Linked DNA regions of Homo sapiens: region 1 is linked to region 2. Evidence: read pairs that join two places in POLR2A ChIA-PET (ENCODE). Cell type or tissue: CD4-positive, alpha-beta T cell. All regions are shown on one strand. Each heading gives the region's core, and the rest is flanking DNA. Links, peaks and the distances in the headings are about the cores only. Region 1 overlaps GPBP1 (GC-rich promoter binding protein 1). Region 2 overlaps MAP3K1 (mitogen-activated protein kinase kinase kinase 1).

The links. Peaks named below come from ENCODE experiments on the same cell type or tissue, not always from the same donor. Only the 100,000 strongest peaks of a DNase experiment are listed, where the experiment ranks them.
Region 1: POLR2A ChIA-PET joins it to region 2 with 5 read pairs; 7 of 35 experiments call an interaction of 5 or more read pairs at or near these places.

The regions. Positions count from the first base shown.
Region 1 is chr5:57,217,825-57,220,748 of GRCh38, reverse strand. The region is part of intron 3 of GPBP1 (GC-rich promoter binding protein 1); the gene reads right to left. Among named protein-coding and RNA genes, the nearest start is that of GPBP1, 45 kb to the right of the region's middle. In CD4-positive, alpha-beta T cell, for the core only: no CTCF peak of the experiment used is centred there; a DNase peak (open chromatin) is centred at 1,138; H3K27ac peaks cover 359 bases.
Region 2 is chr5:56,895,287-56,898,210 of GRCh38, reverse strand. MAP3K1 (mitogen-activated protein kinase kinase kinase 1) reads right to left here. Exons shown (of 20, transcript NM_005921.2): 20 at 2,059-2,924. LOC105378980 (a long non-coding RNA gene) reads left to right here. Exons shown (of 3, transcript XR_948347.4): 3 at 1,631-1,774. Among named protein-coding and RNA genes, the nearest start is that of SETD9, 13 kb to the left of the region's middle. In CD4-positive, alpha-beta T cell, for the core only: no CTCF peak of the experiment used is centred there; no DNase peak of the experiment used is centred there.

The DNA.
Region 1 (2,924 bases), core at 110-2,609, 320 kb before region 2:
GTGGCTCGTGCCTGTAATCCTAGCACTATGAGAGGCCGAGTCAGGTTGATCACCTGAGGTCAGGAGTTCAAGACCAGCCTGGACAATATGATGAAACCCCATCTCTACTAAAAATACAAAAATCAGCTGGGTGTGATAGCAGGAACCTGTAATCCCAACTACTCAGGAGGCTGAGGCAGGAGAATCGTTTGAACCTGGGGGGCAGAGGTTACAGTGAGCAGAGATCACACCACTGCATTCCAGCTTGGGCGACAGAGCGAGACTCCATCTCAAAAAAAAAAAAAAAAAGTTTAAATTGTCAACTATTTTCTAAAGCTAATTTTTAATTAGAAGAATTCAGAATTTAGAACTGGTGTTCCAAATTCTAAGAGTAAAATCATCATCATTATGAGGGCCTATATAAATTAATCAAGAGTCAGGTCCAAAAAGCATTGAGAATTTCAACGCACGTTAACAATTATCAGCCAGGCTCAATGGCTCACATCTGTAATCACACTTTGGGAGGCCAAGGCAGAAGCATCTCCTGAGCTCAGTAGTTCAAGACCAGCCTGGGCAAGATAGTGAGACCCTGTCTCTATTTTTTTTTTAATTTTTTAAATTACCAATCTTAACTTCAAGTTAACATTTAAATGAAGACAAGTATTTACAAGCTTTTTTTAATGTTTTGTGTATCTTTCCAGATTTTTTTTTTTTTTTTGAGACAGGGTCTCACTCTTGTTGCCCAGGCTGAAGTGCAATGACACGATCTCAGCTCACTACAACCTCTGCCTCCCAGGTTCAAGCGATTCTCCTGCTCAGCCTCCCGAGTAGCTAGGATTACAGGCACGCGCCACCAAGCCCAGCTAGTTTTGTACTTTTAGTAGAGACAGGGTTTTTCCACGTTGGTCCAGCTGGTCTCGAACTCCCAACCTCAGGTGATCCCCCTGCTTCGGCCTCCCAAAGTGCTGGGATTACAGGCATGAGCCACCGCACCCGGCCCAGATGCTAATTTTTATTACTGTGCTTTATGTTAGCTATGAAATCACTTAAAAATTACAAGAAGTCTTACATTTATTTCAGAGAAAATGACAAAAGAGGAAAGCAGGAAACCCATATGCATCCAGGCAGGACTGGGGAAAATGCTGACTTAAAAGACAAACAAGAGCAGCTCGGTACAGGGGAATTCCAGGGACCCACACACGAATGAGAAGGTGGCAAAAGTCAATAACAAGAATTGATTTCAGTGGCTTAATCAACAGAGGTCTCCATTCCCCAACAATTTCAAGTACCTTTTTTTTTAAATTTTAATTATTTGTTTTTTGTGTGTGTGGTTTTGTTGTTTTTTTTTTTGTTTGTTTGTTTTTGGTTTTTTTTTTTTTTTTTTTTTTTTTTTTGAGACAGAGTCTCGCTCTGTCACCCAGGCTGGAGTTCAGTGGCGGGATCTGGGCTCACTGCAACCTCTGCCTCCCGGGTTCAAGCAATTCTCCTGCCTCAGCCTCCCGAGTAGCTGGGACCACAGGCATGTGCCACCATACCCGGCTAATTTTTGTATTTTTAGTAGAAACGGGGTTTCACCATGTTGGCCAGGCTGGTCTTGAACTCCTGACCTCAGGTGATCCACCAGCCTTGGCCTCCTAAAGTGCTGGGATTACAGACGTGAGTCACCACGCCCGGCCTCAAATCCCTTTTTTACAGTCTATGAATTTTTACTCATTTTACAGAATTCCAAAATGAGTCCTATGGAAAGATCACAGAATAGGAGATACATCCTGGATTCTAATCTAGGCTCACACTAATCAGCTATGTGAAAACAATTCAGTTAACCTTCCAAAATCTGTATAAGGTTTAGATGATCACTAAGATCCATCTTCAAACCCTAAAATTATATTCTATAGGAGAATTTTATAACTTAAGTGTATCTTTTTCAACACATATGGCCAAAATTTATTAGGACCTGGTAAGTCCTTATGGGAGAACAAAATGCCAAATTATAAAATTGATTCTGGCTCGAGCGTGGTGGCTCACGCCTGTTATCCCAGCACACTGGGAGGTAGAGGCAGGCGGATCACTTGAGGTGAAATCAAGTTATCAAGTCCCTGTGATAACTCAAGTTTATGTTAATAGTCACTTAGACTGGGGCCCCCAACAGTCTCAGCACAGGGCCAGTAACAGGAAAAATCAAGTGATTAGAGGGTATGAACTTTCAGCCCCACCACCCATAGACCAATTGCTGAACACATGAAAGTGCTGGGAGGGTAGTACACCCAGACAGGGCATGGAAGCTCCACACACCACACCACCTCCCCTCACCTAATACCTCACCATTATCAATCTATTCACCTGTATCCTTTATAATAAAATCAGCAAATGTGTTTCCCTGAATTCTTTGAGCCATCCCAACAAATTGTTCAGACCCAATGGGGGTGGTTGCAGAAATCCTGGTTTGTAACCAGTGAGGAGTACTGGTGACTGGGACTGGCTATTGGCATCTGAAGTGAAAGCAGTCTTGTGGGACTGAACATTTAACCTGTGGGATCTGACCCTATCCCAAGCAGACAGTGTCAGAACTGAAATGAATTATAGGATACCCAGGTAGTGTCTGCTGGAGAACTGCTTTGAGGGGGAGAATCCAAATTATGTGGTTATAGAAGTGTTCTGTGTTGAGAGTAGAGAGGAAAAAAAGTGGGGTTTTTTTGTTTTTTTTTCTTTTACACAGGTCTTATAGTCTAGAAAAGTCAAAACACCTATAGGAATTACTTTAAATCAAAATGAACACAGCTTGCCTGAACCAAAAGTATAAATTACTATAAAAAATTTCATAAGTGAAAAGAAATTAACTAGTATTTATGAGAAAGATATTTTTAAATAAACTCTTAATCTGTGTGAAAATTTTCATTTATTTAATTTACTTTTGTAGAGAGGCAGGGTTTCACCATGTTGCCCAG
Region 2 (2,924 bases), core at 241-2,740:
GGTCCTGTAGTCACTGCATCCGTCGTTACCTACTTTAAGAGGCCCGTCCTTTCCTTTTTAATCACAGCTCAACCTGGCATTTATGCTTATAGTATAATTTAAAACGGCCAAACCACGTCATGACATAGAAAGACAGCAATTTGTATAAGTTTCCATTAGTCAGTTTTCCCTCACTGTAGTTATTTCATGCATTGTTTTATAACAAATGACTTACATCAGCTCATAAATGCAATCATTGGCATTTCTATGAGCACAATACCCCAACATTTTTCTGGATTCTGACATGAAGACTGTCACCCATTTTATAAAATTATTAATATCATTTAAATAGAATTAAGGAGCAATAGAATTGGTTCTATTACTTCATCTGGAAAAAAAACTTTTCTCCAACTTAATATTTTTAAGTGACAGAAATGTACCCTTTTGCAAAAAATACCCAAAACCTATTTAAAAGACTTACATTTAAAATCAAATTATACTTTGGGAGGCCGAGGCAGGTGGTTCACCTGAGGTCAGGAATTCGAGACCAGCCTGGCCAACATGGTGAAACCTTGTCTCTACTAAAAATACAAGAATTAGACAGGCATGGTGGTGTCCACCTGTAATCCCAGCTACTCGGGAGGCTGAGGCAGGAGCATCCTTTGAACCTGGGAGGCAGAGCCTTTAGTGAGCTGAGATTGTGCCACTGCACTTCAACGTGGACAACAGAGTGAGACTGTCTCAAAAAAAAAAAAAAAAAAAAAAACAAAAAAAACAACAAATCAAATTATACAGAAACTTGAAACCAATGTAGAGAAACAAAATGGCTTCTGAACTCAGCAACATTAACCATTTTGCATGGAGATCGGTTACATGGGGGAGGGACATGAGGAAGAATTAAGCAAGTAAGTCAATATGTTGGGAATAATCAGTCATGATTCTCACTGCCTGAGAAGAAAGTTACAAATTTGGAAAAAGGGAAAGCTTGAATGAACCCTGTTGGTGTTGGATTGCAGTTGGAAGGTTGGTGTGAGCTCATGGTTTTTATGTATGTAGGTAGGTATATGTATGCGTACTTTGCAAGTGTGCACCGAACTGTGCATATTCATAAATACATTCTAGCTCTACCAAGACAGCCAAGGAGTGGTGACATCCAGTAGAATTGAGCCTATCTAGCACCCAGATGTTGGTTTTAAACATACCATTCTCTATCAAAGGAATCAGGGCTCTTTGGGAAAATGGCTGATTCCAGGGCCAAAGGAGACATTGCGTAAGATGGGGCTGAAAGTATGGAAGTGTTCAAAGAATAATGGTGGCTTGCCAAGGATAGAGAAGCTAGCTCTCAGACATTCCCACTGGGCAAATCCGCAACAAGTTGAGCAAATATATGATGATACATGATAAATAAATGGGAGAAGGGAAAGCTCTTCTTTGCAGCAAAATGTTGCAAAGAAAAAGTGAAGGAACTACATCACCATTTGGCAACCATCAGAGTAATATATTCAGGCAAAAAAGCTAAGAGCAGAGTTAAAACTGGGCAAGAAACATCATATTTATGTAGTCTCTAATATCACCCCCAAAGAATACTTCCAATTATAAAGGTGGATTTTAATTATAAAAGGAAAGACTAACTATACAGTGTTACTATCAGTTATCACCAGTGATGGGGCAAACGACCTCTATGCCTCCTGACATGACACACCGAGAGGAGCACAGCATCACCTCTGTGATGTTCCTGCCAAAAGTGCATACTCTGAATCTAATCAAGAAGCAGCACCAGACAAACTCAATTTGAAGAGCTTCTATAAAACAATAATCTGAAATCTTTAAAAAATTAAGGCCATTAAGGTCAAGGAAGAACTAAGGAATGGCCCTGGATTCAATGAGACTGAAGAAACATGACAACTGAGAGCAACATGTGATCCTGGTTTGGATCCTCTTGCTATAAAGGACATAAATGGGCAGCTGGTGAAACCTGACTGGGGTCTTTGGGTGAAGGGTATACAGAAGTTCTCTGTGGTATTCTTGCAACTTTTATATAAGTATGAAATTATTTCAAAATAAATAAAAGTAACAACATTTGTTCAAAAACTTTTATTTACTATAAAGACAAAAACACCAAAATAGGTACAAATACTATAAAATCGGTTCAATGGGGTAAAAATTTTAATTAAAATATCTCAATATATTTAAAATAACAAAGGATACATTTAAGCCAAATTTTCTTAACCCAGAGATTTTTTTTTTTTTTTTTTGTAACATTTGCTTACACAGTAAGGTGCTAATAGAAGTTAGCCCTTAAGCCCTGGAAATCTTAGGAATCATAGTCACACAGCAAATATAATTTCATTGTGAAAGTGAACTTTGGTAGAAGAAAAATCTATAGGACACCTGAGGTAGTAGAAACTGGAATAAACAGTAGTAGACGTTATTTACAACTTGAGTACCAAATAACATTAAGAACACAAAAATAATTACACGATACAATTTCCAGTCCAGCTTTGATCCAAAGAAAATAAGAATATTACATCACATTTGCATTGAAAACAAAACAAAAAACAAAACACCACAATTACCAGCAAGCTGAGGGAACTGCAAACAAACTCAAACACAATGGATTTTGAAATCTACAGATAGTTTGAGTTTGAAATGTGGTGGGCATGGTGATCTACAAAGTAATACTGATTAGCTGAGGTTCCTCAGTTTATACAGTTTACATTTTTGTCAGACACAGTATTCATCTGACCAATGATCTTCCAGTACATAAAATGGCAAGAGTGCATCCTTTAAAGCTTGCACATGAGAGACTTGGAAACAATCTTATTAGAATTGTGAAAATTCTAAGTAGTCAAAAAAAAAAAAAAACAAAATAAAAAAGAAAGTCAAGTACAACACATTTAGAGATACCAAACTTCACATTTCTGTACTATTTTTAACTCTTCAAA